Linked DNA regions of Homo sapiens: region 1 is linked to region 2. A link is a loop called in an ENCODE intact Hi-C map of the cell type or tissue named here. Cell type or tissue: CD14-positive monocyte. All regions are shown on one strand.

Region 1 (5,000 bases), 88 kb after region 2:
GAAGGGTGTGTGGGCCACAGAGAAGCACCCTGAGGCTGTGCTGTCATCCAGAGTGCCACCCCGCTTTTCCAGGGCACAGCAAGGAAGTGCCTGCTGGAAGGATCCTGGGGACAGTTGTTAAGGCAATTTTATCTTCTCATAGCATGCCTGCCTCAGTTCCGCAGCCAGGACGGTGCCTTACTGACTCCACACACAGAGGCAGCTGGGTCCAGGAGGCAGCCATCCCAAACGCAGTGACCTCCAGCACCCAAAGCTCAGAGTTCCCAGCTGAACCCAGGAGGCACCCACCTTCCTGTCTCTAGGCAGATGCCAGCTGGTGCAGGAGCCACTCCCAGTCCCAATACCAGGCCTGGTCACGTGGTGCCCCGCCAGGCTTGGGGGTGTGCACTTGCCCGCTGGCCTCCGGTGCCCTCAGGCCTAGCCTCATTGTCACAGGAACGGAGCTCCTCGGGGATGGCCACCTTCCTGGACTTACCCCCAGGAGGGACACGCTGCTGCCTCCCAGGGCCCTTCGTGCCACTGGCCCCTTTCTTTCCACCCCCATATGCTACCCCTGCCTACTCCCTTCCCTGGCCCTGGGTTGCCACTCCTGTCCTGTTCTCCTGCTGTCCCCACCCCAGCCCTGACCCCAGATGGCTCTCCCTACAAAAACACCAGAACCCCAGAGAAGCTCAATCCCCCAAGTCCATCTGCATTTTAAGAAGCCCTCACGCACTCCCAGCCCAGAGAGGGAAGCTGTAAAGGTGGACAGGTCATGTCGGGCTTTGAACCTGCAATGTGATCTCACCTTCCCCGTCTGTAAAAGGGGACACTCCCTGCCTTGTGGGATCACATGCAGTATCAGAAAAAGCACCTGACATGTGACATCCACTTACAAAGGGTTTTCCCTTCTCTTTGGTTTTGGGGGAGAATGGGAGAGGCCCAAGCAGAAGCTCCTGGAACACCGCCCATCCCGGACCCAGGGTTGTAGTCACCTGAACACTCACCCAGACAAGGGAAACTTCACAGAATGAATGTGAGGAATAAAATGAGACATTCAGTTACACAAATTAAACCAAACCCAGATGCAGAGGTGCCCCATAACAGAAATAGAGCAACTACTGCCAGCCTTGGATGAAAGCTCTTGGCCAAGGGCCGTGACGGCGGCGGGGAGGTTCAGCAGCTGTCCCCAAGCACACAGGACATTTGGCACCTCCAAGCCCAGCCTGTCCCACCAGGCCACGGCACACTTTCCTTCCTCTGAAGAAAGGGGGTTTGTTAAGCCAACGAGGAGGGAAGCCAAGGACTGCCCCCGGCGCCAGCATGGCTATGAGCATAGAAGCGGGCTGAGCCACAGGCTGGGGGATCCCATGCAGACCAGGCAAAGCCCAGGCAGGATGCTCTGCAGAAAGTTCCCTGGTGATCCGGACCCGGAGCCAGACTGAGCCGCAGCCCCAGAAGACAGGTATCTCCTCCCCTGGGGCCACAGCAGCCACAGAGGCCACCCACGGCTTCCACTAGGACAGTGTGTCTTTCCAGTTACTCTACGTACCTAAAAGTGACCAGCCCCCTTTCAGGTCTGGTCTATGATCCAGATGGTGATCTTTCCCCCACTTTTTTTTTGAGACGGAGTCTCGCTCTGTCCCCCAGGCTGGAGTGCAGTGGCGCGATCTCGGCTCACTGCAAGCTCCACCTCCCGGGTTCACACCATTCTCCTGCCTCAGCCTCCCAGGTAGCTGGGACTATGGGCGCCCCCCACCACGCACAGCTAATTTTCTGTATTTTTAGTAGAGACGGGGTTTCAACGTCTTAGTCAGGACGGTCTTGATCTCCTGACCTCATGATCCGCCCAACTCGGCCTCCCAAAGTGCTGGGATTACAGGCGTGAGCCACCGCGCCCGGCTGGTCTTTCCCCTTTAAGACCCCACTTCCCACCCCCACCCTGGCCAAGCTGATAGGATTCAAGGAGTGCGGCGGTGCAATCACAGCTCACTATAGCCTTGACCTCCCGGGCTCGAGCAATCCTCCCGTCTCAGCCTCCCAAAGCCACTTCCTCCTTTTCTTAGTTGTTGGCTTCTTCTACAGAAAAGGATCCTGAAAACAAACACCTAAAATGCCAACCAAGAATTCAATCTGCAAGGCAGCAGCACCTCCAGAAATAGCTGCTTTGTGGCCTGTTTGCCATTTATGTGAAACTTCCCCATTTTGGACCAACGCAGGCAGAAAGAGAAAAGGAGGAAGAGGAAGGAAAAGAGGCAGGCTGTGTTGGGGCTGGATGGGGCTGTAGGAACCTGCCAGCAGTGGCTCTTGGGGAAAACCCCACTGCGAGGTTTCTGAACCCCTGCCCCGGAAGCTTCCCCTTTCCCACACACGTCACTCGCTGCCTTGGAATCTGGGCTGCCTCCCTCCCAGGGGCTCACAGGGGAGCGAGGCCACAGAAAGGCTCCTTACCCCCAGTGGCCTAACAGGTGTGACATGTGGAGGGGGAATCTGGGCAGTGTGCCTGATGCTCAGAGCTGAGACCCTGAAGTCCAACTCCCTCGGGTGTGACCTTGGACAAGTTACTTAGCCTCTCCTTGCCTCAGTTACACCATCTGGAGAATGGGGATGCTACCCTCGTCTGACCACCGTGATGTGAGCCAGTCAGCACACATCAAGTGCTCCGTGAGCGTCCGGCACACAGGTGCTTGTCTCTGTCCTGTGCTTCAGCTCCATCAGTGTCTTCTTCAGACCTGTCATTGGCTTGGGGCAAGGATATATGTGGCCGCTGAGGGCGGTCCGCCAGGTATGGCAGCCATGGAGCTGCTAATTAGGCCCTGTGAGTGGGAGGCCCTGTGGGGTGGGCAGGGGCAGACGCCCAGCTGCTCTCGGGGACACTCCAGGCCTGTGCTGCCCTCCACAGCCCCAGCTGGAGAATGGTGACCAGATGTCAACGACAGGAAGCATTTCCAGAGGCCACAGCTCTGCAGGGAGGTCTCTCATGGGCTGACAGCCAGAGCCAGCGCTCCGGGTCCCCTGAAAAAACGGGCACAGTCCTCGGTCACGTCGAGGACCTGCTCAGCCCCTCCACTTGGCACCGGAGAGAGGATGACTCACGGCCCTTCTGCCTGGAAGGCAGGCTCCAGTGTCAAATGTCCATCCGCCTCCATCACCCTCATCCATCCTTGTCAGTCCAGGGGCCTGGGCACTGCTGGGGCTCCTGGGCAGACAGTTCCCCCTTGCAAATGAGTGGGACCCTCAGCTCCTTCGATCAGCATCCTCACGTCAGCCGAGCCTGTGAGCACCCCTAAGCAAGGCCTCTGAGCTGGGCATGCGACACCCCTTCCCACCCAGGCACCCTCCCCCTAGAATCCCCCATACCACCCTGGGGCCATGCCCCGCTTCCCTCTCTGGCAAGCTCCTGCACAACCTTGAGACCACCTGACAGCCACCGTCTATCCTGCCCAACCTCCTCAGAAGCACTAACAGCACCTCGCCCCAGCCACGGCAGGTCTCTGCACCCCTCGTCTCAGTCACCACTCTCACATCTCATGAACAGAGACACGAGCTGCTTCCTCATGCTCCCTGTGCCCGTCCTGGGAGATCCCTGCCTTTAAACCCCAGCCACGAACTGCTGACCCCGCATTTCCTCTTCCCTCCCTGGGCAAGAGGGGCAGAAGGGGCAGGGACGCACACCCTGGGCCGCAGGCAGAGGCTTGGCCAGGGTCGTCCTCCCGGCAGTGCCTCCCTGGAGCTCTGTCTACCTCAACTCCTGATGCCAGAGGATCCCTCTGCGCTCCCCACACCCTTAAGACCCCAGCTCAGGGAATCTGGTCTCGGTCATCACTCCCAGGGGACTGCAGGGCCCCAGGACGGCACACATTCAGGCCCAGGAGAGCTCCCCCCATCTCAAAGCCTCCTGTGGGTGGAGATGGAATGTGGAAAAACCGCATCCTCTGCAGCTCCCCCACAGTGAGAGCGAGGACTGAGGGTGTGGATAAGGCTCCAGGAAGGGGGTGCAAGCCTGAGAAGGTGGAAGAGCTCTGGGTGGGTCCATCTGCTCCTCACCTGCCCCAACCCTGCCTGCAGGTGAAGGCCGGTCCAGCCGCAGAAGGCCCAGCCCCCAGCCCACTTACAGAATCCGCACTGTGCTCCTCCAGCCGGCCCGGCCCCTCGCTGCCCACCGAGCCATCATGACCCCAGCACCGCTGCACATTCGTATTTGTTGAATGAATGAATGAACCCTTGCCAGCCCAGCCACTTGGTGGCTGAGGGCTTCAGAGCTCTCCCAGGGTCCCCTGGGGTCATTCAGCCACTCAACAGTTTCCCAGCAGCAGCAGCGAGGATCCGCACATCATTGCCAGTGCTCTAAGGAGCGGGCGAGCCCCAGTAAGCGGCCGCTCTGACCGCGCTTTGTCAGCCCTGAGCTCCGCTCGGGAGGAGCCGGCAGGTGTCTGCGGTGCTGGAAAGACCACGGTGTGGGCGGGGATTCCGATCCGCCGGCAAGGGTGGCCTGCACCCGGCCAGGCCCGCGGGTTTTCTCCTCTCCGGGGCTGGCCTCGGCCCCTCCCCCTCCCCGCGCCCCGCACCCCTCCCCTGAATCCCCAGGCCACGTGGAGAGGACACAACAAAGCCTTCCCCGCCTCCGAGGCGGACCCGACCCTCAGCACCGACCTGCCGGCCGCGCCGAGGAGGGCGCCCGGGCGGAGGGGAGGCGGGAGAGACCCGGCCCTCAGGTCGCTGCTGAGGCCTGGGGCTCTGACCCCCCGCCTCCCCTCCTCTGGCTCCCACCGCGGTCGGGCCCAGGGCGGGCGGCGGGCCCTGAGCTCCACGCCGGGGCAGGCGGCAGGCAGGGGTCACGGGCTGGGGCTCGGCGCGTACCCCGGGAGGGGCGCGGGTGCACTCACCACCCTCCAGCCGCGGGGGCGCGGGCGCGTCCGGGCCGAGGCAGCGTCTCCCAGGCGCGCGGACACGGTCGACTACCCGCTTCCTCCTTATGGCGCCCCGCGCGCTTCCTCCTTCGGCCCCCCACGCCCGGGCCC
Region 2 (5,000 bases):
GCCTGTAGTCCCAGCTACTTGGGAGCAGGAGAATGGCGTGAACCTGGGAGGCGGAGCTTACAGTGAGCAGAGCTTGCGCCACTGTACTCCAGCCTGGGGGACAGAGCGAGACTCCGTCTGAAAAAAAAAAAAAGGAAAATTAGATGGTAATTAGTAAAGAGTTTAAACCAAGGCTTATAGAGGTCCTGAGAGGGTCCATGAATGCCCTAAAATTGCTTGCCAAACATTGTGGGAGGAGGGGCCATTATTTTATTGACATTCTCTTAAGAGCCTGAAATCTCAAAAAGCCCAAGAACAAGAACTGCTGTGCTGTGATCACTGTCATAGAGGCAGGCTTGGACTTTGGGGTGTTTGATTTAATATAGTCCATGCTTGCAAGAATGGCGAGAGGCGACATTGTGCAGGGGTTAGGGCCCAGACCCTGAAAGTTGACTGCCTGGGTTTGTATCTGAGCTCTGCTGTTGGTGCACCCTTGGTCACATTTCTTCCCTGTGTCTTGGTTTTTCACCTGCAAACTGAGGATAATAGTAATACCTATCTCAAAGGGTTGTTATGAGCATTTTATGAGCATATGTGTATATACACATACATACATACGTACGTACATGTACATACAAAGTGCTTAGTATAGTGCCCCCAGCACTTGATATTAGCCATTATTGTGTATTGTTATCACTAAAACTAACTTGGGTGAAATTGGACTGTCAAATGACAGAGGTACTGCTTTCAGGCTTCAGCAGTATCTTTTTTTGTACCTTAGTACTTGCAAAGATATATAATTATCTTGCTGTATTTAGAAAACTTAGTAGCAAAATAGAATTAACCAGTAATAAGCATGAGAGACTGGTGATGAGCATAACTCATAAATCTAATGTGATTGGTACAAAGAAATCGTTATGCCCACAGTGGTGGAATTTTAGCCTCAGTTGTGTGCTTTGTGGACTTAAGCAGCAGTCAACTAACTGTTGTGGGCAGGGTTGGGGGAAGAAAAGAAAGAAAATTACAAAGCATGTATAAAATGCTAGAAGTATATCATCTAAAAATGTGTCCAAAAGTGAGATACAATTAGGGATCTATATAATTTGAAGTGGGGGGAATGGACATCTCCCACCACCACTGAAATATTAATAGCATGAATTCTTTTTGTTTTTATCATATTCCATCTTCATACTTTTTAAAAAGGATACATTGTCTACAAAAAGAGAGGACTGGCCCGACTTATTGATACATCTTTCCCAACCTCCTCTTGAGTTAATGTGTTTCTGAAGATTCAGCTCAATTTCCCTGTTTCTGGCAGAAACATCTGGAAAGGTGGAGACTTACTCACTCTCAATCCATAGGCCCAAATATTTCTACTAAAGGTTGTTTTTGATTTTTGTTTTTTAATTATTGCAAAAAGGATTTCCTCCCGTCCCTAATTTTGATAATGAATTTTGATTTTGCATTTTTTGGCTTAACAAATTGCTATTGTAGGGCTGGGTGCAGTGGCTTACGCCTGAAATCCCAGCACTTTGGGAGGCCGAGGCAGGCGGATCACAAGGTCAGGAGTTCGAGACCAGCCTGGCCAACATAGTGAAACCTGTCTCTACTAAAAATACAAAAAAATTAGCCAGGCGTGGTGGCAGGCGCCTATAATCCCAGTTACTTGGGAGGCTGAGGCAGGAGAATCGCTTGAACCTAGGAGGCAGAGGTTGCAGTGAGCGGAGATCATGCCATTGCACTCCAGCCCCAGTGACAGTGCGAGACTCCGTCTCAAAAAAAAAAAAAAAAGTGCTATTATATTCTAATGGTTTCTCTCTCCCTCTTTCAATAATAACCTTTTTTGTTGCTTTCAGGGGTTCAACTAGATATAGCTTCACAATCTCTGGATCAAGAAATTTTATTAAAAGTTAAAACTGAAATTGAAGAAGAGCTAAAATCTCTGGACAAAGAAATTTCTGAAGGTCTGTTTATTCTTATTTTTCTAGTTAATAAGCAGATTGTGTTTGTTATGGTTTACTGTTGGTTTAATTTGATTTTTACAGTGGGGTATTCTCAACAGTTAACAACTTACACCAATTATACATTGGTAGAAGTTTATAAGGGTAAAACTAGAAGGTAGCCTTTTTTCTTTCCTGGAGGATATGTTGATGGAAGTTCCCCAACTATACCTAACAGGTTAGATGTAGCAGTTTCTCATGTTAAGTATCGGATAAATGATCATGTTAAGGTTCTTTCCATTCACTATGGTTTGATTTGTATTTAGTATTACCTTTATAAGTAATAACGACATAAAAAGGAAAAAGTAAGCATACGCTTTTATTTTTGCATACATATATACTATAGATAACTGTAATTATAATGTACATTCAACTTTATAGCCATTTTATTTTGCACTTAACATTACAACATAAACTTTAAAAATAGTTACTCTACTAACTGCGTGAAATTTCATTCACTGAATAAATGTTTTTACTCAGTCATTCCATTATTATTATTATTATTATTATTATTATTATTATTATTACTATTTCAGAGACAGGGTCTTGCTCTGTTGCCCAGGCTGGAGTGCAGTAGTGAGCACTGGGATTACAGGTGTAAGCCACCATGCCTGGCCTGTTCCCTTGTTATTGAGGGGAGCATTTGGATTATTATTCCTTTTTTCACTGGACGACGACTACACAGCATTTGCATTATTTCCGGTTTTGTCTTCCATAGGTAATGCTGCACTGAACATCTTACCCAATGATATAAATATATTTTTACAGCTTTATTGAGATATATTTTACATACCATAAAATTCACCCATTTAAAAGGTCCAGTTCAGTCTGGGCACAGGGACTCATGCCTGTAATTCTAGCACTGTGGGAGGCCAAGGCCTCAGGAGGGTTGCTTGAGCCCCTGAGTTCAAAACCACACTGGGCAACATAGGGAGACCATGTCTCTATTTATTAAATAAATAATAATAATAATAAAGTACAATTCAGTGGTTGTAGTGTATTCACAGAATTTATCACCATGATCTAAATTTAGAACACTTTCGGTTCTCCTTAAAGAAACACAATACACATTAGCAGCCACTTCCCATTCCCACTAGCCCCAGGCCCCAACCCCACCCCACACCAGGCACCCACTGATCTCCATTCTGTTTTTATTGATTTGCCTATTCTGGAAATATACATAAATAGAATAGTTCACTATGTGGTGGTGGTGGTGGTGTTTTGAGATGCAGTTTCGCTCTCATTGCCCAGGCTGGAGTGCAGTGGCACCATCTCGGCCCACCACAACCTCCATCTCCCAGGTTCAAATGATTCTCCTGTCTCAGCCTCCTGAGTAGCCAGGATTACAGGTATGTGCCACCAAACCTGGCTAATTTTTTGTATTTTTTTTTTTTTTGACAGAGTCTGGCTCTTTGCCCAGGCTGGAGTGCGGTGGCGGGATCTTGGCTCACTGCAAGCTCCGCCTCCTGGGTTCAGGCCATTCTCCTGCCTCAGCCTCCCGAGTAGCTGGGACTACAGGCGCCTGCCACCACACCCGACTAATTTTTTGTATTTTTAGTAGAGACGGGGTTTCAGCGTGTTAGCCAGGATGGTCTCGTTGATCTCCTGACCTTGTTTTCTGCCCGCCTTGGCCTCCCAAAGTGCTGGGATTACAGGCATGAGCCACCACGCCCGGCCTGTAATTTTTTGTACGTTTAATAGAGACAAGGTTTCTCCATGTTGCTCAGGCTGGTCTTGAACTCCTGACCTCAGGTGATCCGCCCACCTCGGTCTCCCAAAGTGCTGGGATTAAAGGCGTGATCCACTGCGCCTGGCCACTATGTGGTCTTTTGTGACTGGCATTTTTTACTTAGCATAATGTATTTTTGTTGTTGTTGCTGTTTTTTAAGACATCGCCTTGCTCTGTTGCACAGGCTGGCATGCAGTGGCATGATCTGGGCTCACTGCAACCTCCGACTTTAAGGTTCAAGCAATTCTCCAGCCTCAGCCTCTTGAATAGCTGGGATTACAGGTACCCACCACCACGCCCAGCTAATTTTTGTTTTTAGTAGAGACGGGGTTTCACCATATTGGCCAGGCTGGTCTCCAACTCCTGACCTCAAATGATCCACCTGTCTCGGCCTCCCAGAGTGCTGGGATTACAGGCGTGAACAACTGCACCTGGCCGACTTAGCATAATGTTTTCAAGGGTCATCCATGTTGTAGCATGTATCAGTACTTCATTACTTTTTACAGTCAAATAATATTCCACTGTGTGGATGTGTCATATTTTGTTTATTCATTCATTAGTTAATGGAAATTTAGGTTGTTTCTACTTGTTTACTATTATGTATAATGCTGCTGTGAATATTCTTGTGCAAGTTTTTGTGTGGACATATATTGCCCAATAATTTTTTCTTTTTCTTTTTTTTTTTTTTTTTTTTTTTTTTTTTGAGACAAAGTCTCGCTCTGTTGCCCAGGCTGGAGTGCAGTGGCGGGATCTCGACTCACTGCAAGCTCCGCCTCCCAGCTTCACGCCATTCTCCTGCCTCAGCCTCCTGAGTAGCTGGAGCTACAGTGCCCACCACCACACCCAGCTACTCTTTTGGTAATTTTTAGTAGAGACGGGGTTTCACCGTGTTAGCCAGGATGTTCTTGATCTCCTGACCTCATGACCCGCCCACCTCAGCCTCCCAAAGTGCTGGGATTACAGGCGTGAGCCACCGTACCCAGCCTGCCCAATAATTTTTAATGATCAAAATTATAAATTATGTTCATAACTCATGTTCCTCGTTAGTAGAGAAAAAACACAGATAGAAATGTACAAATAATCCCGAGACCAGGTGCGGTGCCTGTAGTCCCAGCACTTTGGGAGGCTGAAGTGGGTGGATCACTTGAGGCCAGGAGTTTGAGATGACCCCAGCCAACATGGTGAAACCCTGCCTCTATAAAAATACAAAAAAATTAGCCAGGCATGGTGGTGCACACCTGTAATTCCAGCTACCTCGGAGGCTAAGGCATGAGAATCTCTTGAACCCAGGA

Evidence for each region. Hi-C counts contacts between places; a loop is a spot of excess contacts. Peaks named below come from ENCODE experiments on the same cell type or tissue, not always from the same donor. Only the 100,000 strongest peaks of a DNase experiment are listed, where the experiment ranks them.
Region 1: it touches region 2 in a loop (2.7-fold over the local background); 2 of 110 quality-filtered maps call a loop at or near these places.

What each region holds. Positions count from the first base shown.
Region 1 is chr22:17,769,516-17,774,515 of GRCh38, forward strand. BID (BH3 interacting domain death agonist) reads right to left here and starts at 4,954. Exons shown (of 6, transcript NM_001196.4): 1 at 4,866-4,954. RefSeq lists an enhancer at 2,283-2,422 and silencers at 4,463-4,792, 4,823-4,892, 4,913-4,962, 4,983-5,000. In CD14-positive monocyte, no CTCF peak of the experiment used is centred here; DNase peaks (open chromatin) are centred at 16, 2,276, 3,556, 4,946 and 2 weaker places; H3K4me3 peaks cover 4,903 bases; H3K27ac peaks cover 5,000 bases.
Region 2 is chr22:17,681,379-17,686,378 of GRCh38, forward strand. It overlaps BCL2L13 (BCL2 like 13), which reads left to right. Exons shown (of 7, transcript NM_015367.4): 3 at 1,836-1,943. Among named protein-coding and RNA genes, the nearest start is that of BCL2L13, 45 kb to the left of the region's middle. In CD14-positive monocyte, no CTCF peak of the experiment used is centred here; a DNase peak (open chromatin) is centred at 3,043; H3K4me3 peaks cover 532 bases; H3K27ac peaks cover 1,588 bases.